Regions from separate parts of the Homo sapiens genome. Here region 1 is linked to region 2. A link is a loop called in an ENCODE intact Hi-C map of the cell type or tissue named here. Cell type or tissue: HCT116. All regions are shown on one strand.

The links. A loop is a pair of places that touch in the nucleus more often than their neighbours do. Peaks named below come from ENCODE experiments on the same cell type or tissue, not always from the same donor. Only the 100,000 strongest peaks of a DNase experiment are listed, where the experiment ranks them.
Region 1: a loop joins it to region 2, with 27 times the contacts of the local background. A loop is called at or near these places in 4 of 110 quality-filtered maps.

The regions. Positions count from the first base shown.
Region 1 is chr2:97,697,918-97,702,917 of GRCh38, reverse strand. It overlaps C2orf92 (chromosome 2 open reading frame 92), which reads right to left. Exons shown (of 8, transcript NM_001351368.2): 6 at 3,782-3,892; 7 at 1,614-1,764; 8 at 1-249. The coding sequence ends at 117. Among named protein-coding and RNA genes, the nearest start is that of ZAP70, 13 kb to the left of the region's middle. In HCT116, a CTCF peak has its summit at 2,581; a DNase peak (open chromatin) is centred at 2,597.
Region 2 is chr2:98,834,788-98,839,787 of GRCh38, reverse strand. It overlaps CRACDL (CRACD like), which reads left to right. Exons shown (of 10, transcript NM_207362.3): 3 at 1,501-1,669. Among named protein-coding and RNA genes, the nearest start is that of LINC02611, 65 kb to the right of the region's middle. RefSeq lists a silencer at 2,348-2,642. In HCT116, a CTCF peak has its summit at 2,530 (motif pointing right); a DNase peak (open chromatin) is centred at 2,477.

The DNA of each region.
Region 1 (5,000 bases), 1.1 Mb after region 2:
GTTTTTGTAGAATACACCTCCCGGGCAGAAATGGAATTGCCTCCCTGTGGTGCGCAGATGGAGAATGTCCTCGCATTGTGGTTTCAAGTCCTGGTTTGACGGCCCCACGACCTGGCTTAGACACAGGAGCTGCTCTTCAACTGTTTCTGTTTTTTTGCAAGTTTTGTGAAATTTTTTTCTTCAGAATTGTGCCACCATGTCTTTCCATCCATTATAAAAATATTATATGTCGTGTTTGCCAGAGGAGATCTAAAACAAAATAACAAAAACCACAGTGCTCAGCTCAGCGCACAGGAGTCCTGCTGTCTACTCGCTGGGCAGTGGTGGAGGCTGACGCTTCCCAGCGTGAGGATTCTGCTTCCCATCAGTAAGGTTTGTCATCTGTGAAATTCTTTTTGCCTCTGGGCAGCACAGAGCCTCTGGGATACTCTCTTCCCCCCAGTTTCTCTTAACTAACTCAGGCCACCCACAACTTTGACTGGTCCCTATGGGAGGGGCCACAGTTCTGACCACTTCTGCTGGCATCTCAAGGGGCATGGAGGGAAAATGGCAGGTCCAATGGATGAGCCTTGGTAGGAAGAGGATGCTGGAGGTGGGGGTTGGGGGAGGTGGCCTGAATAAGTCACCAGTTCCAGGAGCCTTGGCATGGAGAGAAAGCAATGCCACTCTTGTGGGGAAATTCAAACACTGCTACCTCTGGAGTCAGAGGGTGGGTAGGGGTGGGGATGGACACTTCCCCTCAACACACACCTCCACCCCATTGCTCTAGGGGCAAGCTGAGCATTCAGTGCAGTGTCAGGCAGGACTGAAGGGCTGTGGGGAGCTGCTCTTCCTTCTGTGGTCAGGAATACATGTCCCTGGGGACGCAGCAAGAAGCACGTAATTTCAAAATGCAGCTATGCATACACGTCATCGTGCAAACCATTTGCTTCCTAGCGCCTGCTCATGGTGAGTGCCTCTGTGCCTGAGCCCCCTCATCTAGAGGCCTAACCAAAATATTTAACAACTGGTGTAGACGGGGGTGTAGACAGGCACTGACCAGTCAAAATGACCACCACTGAAGCAGAGCCTTGGAGGGCCACGGCTGTGCCAGGCACTAATCCTTCATTTGCAGGATCACGGAGAAGATCAGGAGGTCAGTGGGAAGCTCGGGGAAGGCTTTCAGTATTCTAACAAGCAGGACAGCTGTGCCAATGTGAAGGAGCTGAATATCAGCCCTGCTCTCACTCTCCTTCGTGGCTTCAGCCCTCCTCACCCTCTTAGATTTGTATTTTTCCTTTCTTTTGTAAATCCATATTCCTATTTACCAATCTTTCAGCCAGAGCCCTCAATATGGGGACAGGTCTGGCCTAACCGTAGTGGCCTTGAGAGGCAACCCTGGCCCACCCAGGGATCCCCAAACCCGGCTGTGCATCAGAATCACCCAGGCTGTGCCGAAAACCCATGGCCCAGGTCCTGTGTGCTTTGACAGAGCAGGCCAGGGGATGCTGAAGCACAACCAGGCTTGCAGCTTCTGCCCTCCTCGTAAACCAGATCAGCAGGAAGCCCTGAGGGCAGCGTGAGTTCTAACACCCGCGGGTTCTTGGAAGGAAGGTTATGCCAGCACCACGCACGATGGCTGTTTCTTCCTGATGTATGAGGCCAACCCAAGCAGCAACAGCACGATGGCCATGAGGATGGCCACCCCTGAGACGGCGGCGATGATGGTGTTCCTCTGCAGGAAGTGCAGAAGCTGCCCGCAGGGCATAGTCCTAAAGTGAGCATCTAAATGAGAAGACACAGCGCAGAGTGAACAGAGATACCCACCGGGCTACCCACAACCAGGACTAAGCCTGCAAGGGACACCTGTTCATTCCATTCATAACAGAATAGAAACCTTGGCATCTCGGCCGGGCGCGGTGGCTCACGCCTGTAATCCCAGCACTTTGGGAGGCTGAGGCGGGCGGATCACGAGGTCAGGAGATCGAGACCATCCTGGCTAAGACGGTGAAACCCCGTCTCTACTAAAAATACAAAAAAAATTAGCCGGGCGTGGTGGCGGGCGCCTGTAGTCCCAGCTACTTGGGAGGCTGAGGCAGGAGAATGGCGTGAACCCGGGAGGCGGAGGTTGCCGTGAGCGTGAGCTGAGATCGCACCACTGCACTCCAGCCTGGGCAAAAGAGTGAGACTCCATCTCAAAAAAAAAAACAAAAAACCTTGGCATCTTAGCCACTGGTTCCAGAAGTCCTCTTGGGAAGGAACTGGCTGTTTGGGGAAATGCATTCATATGCATTCATCTGCTATTTGGCGATAAGATGGGATGATTTTGGGGGGTGGAGATGAGACACTGAGGATACGGGCTGGCATGCAACAAAGCAGCCAGAAAGAAAGTTCCACAGACAATTTGTAGGAGGTAAAGAGAAGAACAGAGGAGAGCTCAGATGGGTAGGAGGAAGCAGGGGCACTAGAGGAGGTTGAGAAATCCTACTGCAAAGGATTTTAAGAACAATGGAGGCGAACACTCTGCAGCTTTTCACAGGGCAGTGATATAACCTCTTCTCTGCTTCCCCTCCTCTGCCCCCTGGCCTCAGAAAGTTGTACTGCATACACAATCTGCCTCGTGTGTGTAGGTTTGGGAGATTTCATGTCTGCACCAGCACGAGGCAAACACAAGGCCACAGATGATCCTGAGCTCCTGAGCCCCTCTGAGGACTTACAGAAATTGTGAGAGTGGACGGAATACCACTGAGCACAGGCTGGGGAAAACGCGGCAGTCTTAGCTAGATCTCAAAGGAAGGAGATCTCAGCCGACATTAGTGTCTCCTAGAGCTTCTGTCACCCCATTTATAATGTGACCAAAAAAGAAAAAGACATCAGGGAAATCAGGCATGGAGGTATGATCCCAGGTATCGGCTGGTTTCGTGTGGAGAGCTGCCCAGGGCAGCCGGTTATGTAGACAGCAGAGTGCTGAGCAAGGGTCTTCTTGGGTGATGGGGAGAAAACAGGGCATGTCCAGCCTCCTACCTTCAGCTATGCTATGCCAAGAGGCAGCGTATCCAGCAGCTCTAAGGCTCTGCTAGAATAATTCAGCATTTAATTTCTAAGCATTAGGAAGTGACAACCAGGTATAATTTTGACAGGGAGTGGCAGTGTGGAGGGGTGTACTGCACTTGGTACCAGCATGGGTGAGCTTCTGCCCACTCTAAACAGGTCTGGGCTCAGGGATGAGCGAGGGTGAAGCCCTGGCTGTATAGAAACAATATAAAAGTAGCATCTTTTTGGAAGAGTGGTGAAATTCCCGGAGTTGGGTTTTTATTTATTTATTTATTTTTTTAGATTGAGTCTCGCTCTTGTTGCCCAGGCTGGAGTGCAATGGTGCAATCTCAGCTCACTGCAGCCTCCCCCTACTGGGTTCAAGTGATTCTTGAACTGCCTCAGCCTCCCGAGTAGCTGCGATTACAGGCACCCGCCACCATGCCCAGCTAATTTTTTCTTTTGTATTTTTAGTAGAGACGGGGTTTTACCATGTTGGCCAGGGTAGTCTCTAACTCCTGGCCTCAGGTGATCCGCCCACCTTGACCTCCTAAAGTGCTGGGATTACAGGCGTGAGCCACCGTGCCCGGCCTCTGGAGTTGGTTTAATTCATAAATTTTAACTGCAGGTTGTATTCACTGCAGATTTAATTCACTTTAGCGGGTGAATTAAAGATGTCAGTTAAAATACCATGAAAGGCAAAAGACACATTCAGAAGTTGTCCGTATTTAAGCATCATACTTAGTTTATAGGCCATATAGATTCCCACCTGGTTTAGCTGCTCCTTGAAGTGTTTCTTTATCTATAGTAGTTAACTGCTCTCTTAAATCCCTGTCGAACAGACAGGATTCTTTAAAATTCTTCTCCTCTGAAAGGTGATCTACAAAAGATAAAATGTGTTCATCTACAAACAACCATGGCATGTGATTAGTTCAGCGTTTATGATAAAAGTAGCTTCTTCTAGACTCAAAGTGAGGAGTTAGGGAGGACTTGGGGGAAAAGTCTAAATGTCCTACAGAACCTCAGTGTTTTGGTGTTTTATTGTTTTTGTTTACTTTTTAAAAAATCTAACAAATTCCTGGGCAACCCACCCATAGCTGAGGCAGCATTTCTTACACTCGAGCGTGCATCTGAATCACACTGGGAGGGCTTATGAAAACACAGATTCCTAAGCCCCACCCCAGAGTTTCTGATTCCATAGGTCTGGGGTAGGCCTGGGAATGCGTATGTCTCACAGATCCTGAAAGACGCTGCTTCTGTGGGTAGAGGACCACACTTAGAGAACCTCTCTAAGCCCCAGCCTACTTCTCCACTTGCATAAAATAGAGATAATGAGACCTACTTCACAGATTGTACAATGTTCATGAAAATAATTTTTAAAACACGAAGTACTATAAAAATTTTCTTGAGTTGCGAGGACAAGATAGGAAAATTAACCACACTGAAATATTCAGGTATCAGTAGAGGGATTGCAGAATAGTTTAATAGAAAGAAGACAGTCGAAAATGAGAAATATTTGCATCCTAGCTCTGCCCTTTGGTGCCTGACTCGTTTGCATATGGGACCTGTCAAAGGGCCTGAGTTTAGCTTGGAGAAAATCGGGAGGCCAGCATGGCCTGCCTATCTTTGCCAGATGCAGGATGGCCTGGGAAGAGGCTGAGAGATGTTTTGAGAAGCTCTGGGGAACAAACTAGAACCAATGGGTAGGCGCTCCAGGGAAATCTGTTTGGACTGTTTAGCATTTAGAAGGTGAGCTATCAAAGAGGGAATGGGAAAGGATGAGAAGTAATGAATCTCACACCCCGGAAGACTTCAAAGCAGGCTGGAGCCCCCAGCTCCAGATGGGAGACCTCCAAGAGCTGGAAGTGGGGGCGGGGCAGCTTTGGATGGGTTTGGTAAATCTTCCTTGGCCTTGTTCACAGAGAGATAGAGAACTGTCACAATAAGAGTTTGCGACCAGCCTGGGCAACATAGCAAGACTTCATCTC
Region 2 (5,000 bases):
TTGAAAATTTGGAAAAAATACATTTTCAGAAAAATGTTACTTAAAAAAACAGATTCAGGAAGTAGAAAAATGGACTAGTCCTGTCACCATTAAAGAAATCGAATTACAAAGCCTAGTAGGAGAAGAAATATAGTTTGAACAAATGGATGGCTAAGCCCTGCCAGTGGAACAAAGGTGTACAGCAGTTATGCTTGAGCTCTGCCAGTTACACTTGAGGAGACCATTAATGCTGTAAGCAGCATTTTTGATGGTCATGATATTGAGGCTGTGTATCTATTCAGGCCTTCGAGGATGCATACCAATTTGTTGACTAGGCAAAAGCCACAGGGTGTCCTGACCAAATGCAGAAAACTCTTAAGAATCTTTCAAAATCATAAATGCTCATTGAGAACCATCTACTAACAACATAAACATTTTTTACGATTATAAAGTTGAGAACACTTCCACACTAGAAGGTGAGAAAACTAGAAGGTGCTGTAGAACTGACTTATCCTTGGAGAGGGATTTGTTCTACCTGTAATGATGTAGGAACTCCTACTAAAGTAATCCTAAGTAATTCTCCCCATGAGAGTAAGACCATGTAAGCTTCCCAAGGAGGCAATAATATAAACACAACAGAAAGATCCTGGGTTTTTTAAGGAATTCAGTTTATTAAATTATTATAAAAAGTAATAAATTGTGCAAATTTTCAGGATGTATTAGACAGCATCCTGGTAGTCTACGATGCTGCATCCCTCCACTGTCAGTTCTGTAACTATTCCGGGAAAGGAATGAACTTTGCTGAGCAACTAATGTGAAATCATGGAAACCTGGGTATGATAGAATTCATGGGAGAGAATGAAGCTGTCACCAGAGGAGCAATCACAAAATGTTGAAAAGTGTGGTGAATTCTAATAATCCAGGAAGCATGGCAGAGTTGGGCTCAGCCTGGCCACACCCCTCCCCTGCAGGGATGACCAGTCTCATTGTTTTTCTCACCAAAAGTCATTAGCTCATCATGCAGTTGGTGCCCCACAGACCCACCTTCTTGCCCATGAGGTTGGGCCTCCTCTGATTGTCCTTGATGCTGTATTCACACTAGACAAAGCAATTCATAATTTTTATTTTATTTTATTTTTTTTGAGAGAGGGTCTTGCTCTGTCACTAAGGCTGGAGTGTAGCGGTGCAATCATAGCTCACTGCAGCCTCAAATATATTTTAGAAATCAAAACTTGATTATACATGAGAGGAAAGTTGCTAATTTTGATTCTGTGATCATCTTCCAAAGTGTTCTTGTGTCTTTTATTTAAATATCCTAAATAAAAAGAAACAAGATGTGTTTTCAGGTATGCAAAACTGGTATACCATGTACTTTTGCGAAGTAAAAGGACTTTTCAGAAGCAGATAACTGATGCATGGATGGAAATCTTGCTTTCTCTCTTTTACGTGCCTGTTGCATACATGCACATAAACACACACTGTAACAGTCTTATTTATTATTTTTTTCTCTAATCTGTATAGGAAAGAAAAAATCTAAATTCAAAACTTTTAAGAAGTTTTTTGGGAAGAAGAAGAGAAAAGAATCGCCGTCGTCCACAGGAAGTAGCACCTGGAAACAAAGTCAGACGAGGAATGAGGTCATTGCCATCGAATCCGGGCCAGTGGGCTACGACTCCGAGGATGAGCTGGAGTAAGTTGCATTTTACATCCCTCGGGCCAGGAGCACCTAAATACATGATTTCATTATCCTGGTAACTTGCTGGATTTCTGAGCCCCCTTTCCTCCTGGGTAATTCCATTAGAGGTTCTTCCATAGAAGTTGTGTTTTCTGTCTTTTCAAACCTAGGGATGGAGAATGCTGTGTGTGTTTAAGTCCACAATAACTGTGGGAGAGGAGGTACTATATGCCATTTTATAAACGGACAAAATAAGCCCTAGATAAAATTTAGAACTTGCCCAACATCCTACAGCTGAAAGTGACAGGATCAGGATAGGGGCCCTGGTTTAACTTGACTTAAAACTCTTTTGAGGACCTAGATGCTATATTAGAAAAATGCATTTCTCTAAAGTTGAACGTTAAGTAATCTAATCAGAATATTTTCACTTGATGGGGGTGGGGAGGGGGCGCTCCTTGCTATCTTAGAAAAAAAATCATCCAAAAATATCATAAAGAACAGACCCAATAAGCACAAAAAACTGGGGAGGTCTAGTAAAGAAATCCTTATTTTTGTAACTTGTGTTTCATTAAAATATAGTTACAGTACATATGCTGCAGTTATTCTAGCAGTTATTCCTGTGACTAAGAGGAAACGAAACAGATTTGTTGCTATGCTAGCTTTTACCTTTTTTTTTTTAAGACAACGCTGGCCCTTTAAGGATAGAACTCTTCAGAGAACATAATATCCCTCAGGTTTGGGGTACAGACCACGCTGAGATGGGTCCCAGGCTTGAGCATCCCAATAGTGGTGTCCTGTCCCCTCTCTTGCTCTCGCCCCTCCCCAGCCTCCTTGCCTGTTTTTTAAAGGAGTAGAAATTTTGCTGGCCACTTGGTGGCACCAGATGACTGGAAAGGAAAGATTGGAACCTTTTTTTTTTTTTTTTTTCAGTTTTGGGTTTGATTTAGGTTTTGATTGTTTTTGGTGCTAGCAGGGAATGTAATAGACTCACATTGCACCATGTGAAGTGTGGAAGGGATATACTGTGCATGCATTTTTTTTTTTTTTTTGAGACGGAGTCTCGCTCTGTCGCCCAGGCTGGAGTGCGGTGGCGCGATCTTGGCTCACTGCAAGCTGCGCCTCCCGGGTTCACGCCATCCTCCTGCCTCAGCCTCCCGAGTAGCTGGGACTACAGGCACCCGCCACCACGCCTGGCTAAATTTTTTTTGTATTTTCAGCAGAGACGGGATTTCACCGTGTTAGCCAGGATGGTCTCGATTTCCTGACCTCGCGATCCGCCCGCCTCGGCCTCCCAAAGTGCTGGGATTACAGGCGTGATCCACGGCGCCCGGCGTGCATGCATTTTTTTTAGGCGGTTCTCTGAACTCTTGGGGAACGAGATGTTATCGCGATAATATTACTAATTATTCAATGTCATCACTTTGCAAGCCCCAGGGAAACTCTAACACCCACCCCCATCCACCCCTGTCTCTTGACTGGAGCACACAGTTCTGGTGTTGGAGAGACAGGCCTGGGAGTGGCCCCTCCAACCACAGACAGGAGCCCAGCCAGAGGGGCAAGCTGGGATGAATTGTCCTGTCCGCTTGCTGATGTCCTCCCTGTCACAGGAGCCCATGGAAAGTGGAGACGGTGTGCTTTTTATCTTGATATTCCCAGCACCTTGCAGGGAGCTGGCCCTCAGTGACTGGTAACAGTTTGCTGGTTTTGATGCTAGGCAAGGAAGATTGGGAATGGAGCATGATGAGGCCTGGGAAGTGCAAATGACATTTTTAGAGAGCAGCACAGAGGAAGAGGCAAGTACTGCTTGGCCTGTGGGAGAGTCTGCGGCAACTTCTCATCCATCACTGTGGGGAAAACAGCTCCATTTACTAAGGCACATTAGTGCGAGCAAACCACATGGGACCCTGTGGGTTGAATAAAGTGACGCCCATTTATCGTGTCTGTGTCTGTGCGGTTGTGCTTCTTAAGTCTGTTAATCTATAACGATTTCCTTTTGCCCTCTCCCTTTGTTTCACGTCATTGATCTGAAGGAAGAGCAGGGCCATGTGTCCTGCAGAATGTCCCATATTCTGGCTTTGCTTTCTCTTGGTGTGACTCAACTCTTTCCTATATTCTCCCAATTCCCGGTACATCATTCGATGGATCCAGATTCTGTCAGGTTCAAGCAGGTGCTGGTTGTTGTCACATCCCATGATGAGTCACCTGCTTTCTGAGCAGTGGGTTCAGGGTGTGTCACTGTCGTCCCTCCACCAACCTTCACCTGACAGTTTTAACACCTGGTGATGATCTGTTATTTTGTCACAAAGTGGTGGTTTTTCTAATTCTATCATTCACTGTACACTTGCTAACTGAAATTCTTTGATGAAGAACTTTCCTTCATCAATTGCTTGGTTGCTCCGAAATACAATTTGTAAAGTCAGGATCATGCTTGGCTCTCCTTTTATTGATCCACCCTCAGAGTAATGACGTGGCCCCCTAGCAACTCCTGACAGTGGCCAGTGGGTTTTGTTTTTTTCTTTTTTTTTCCAAATATCATTGGGAATGCATTACTTTTTATATATTTGATTTGCTTTAATCCATGACAGTCTTTATTCATTTTAATGCTCAAGTTGTTCCATCTTAGGCTGTTGAGAGTCACTTGAAATTCGCTCCGTCTTTTGACATGACCCCATTCATCTTTGATGGCTTCCTTACTTTCTTGTCCAATGAGAAATCTCAGGTTTATTTGGTATATTTTCTTCCCCTGACCTGGAATCAGCACTTTCTTGACAGGACCCTGGCTCCCTCCTTGTGGTGTGAAATGGCTTTTAAAGACCTCAGTCCAGCTGCCAGGGGCGATGATTACTAATTGGCTGTCACTGATTCTAAACCTTTCCAGTGGATATAGCTAGGAAATGGTTTATTTTTCAAGAGAAAAATTAACCATTAATTTGCTGATATTTCCAATTCAAGTTTAATAAAACAACATTTTTACTTCTTTAATTCTTTGTATTCTCTTTTCTCTTACACTTGAAACCAGGGCTCCTTATGATATTAACAAAATGACTTATTTTCTTTAACCTATCATATATTTATAATAATTTCCTTATCCCTTCCCTATATGGAAGTTAAAAATATTATAAATACTTTTCTGCACACTGTCTTATAATCAGTGTTATTGCTAATAAAACTACAGAGTGCAATTTCATATTTTTGGTTTTTTAATTATTATTACTACTAATAAGATTAGTGAGTGCAATTTGATATCTTTGGTTTTCTTGTTGTTGTTCCTAGAATGTATTCTATCTTGGATGTGGAGTCAAAGTCACTTGAAATTATTATATTCTCTGTGTGGTCATGCCAACAA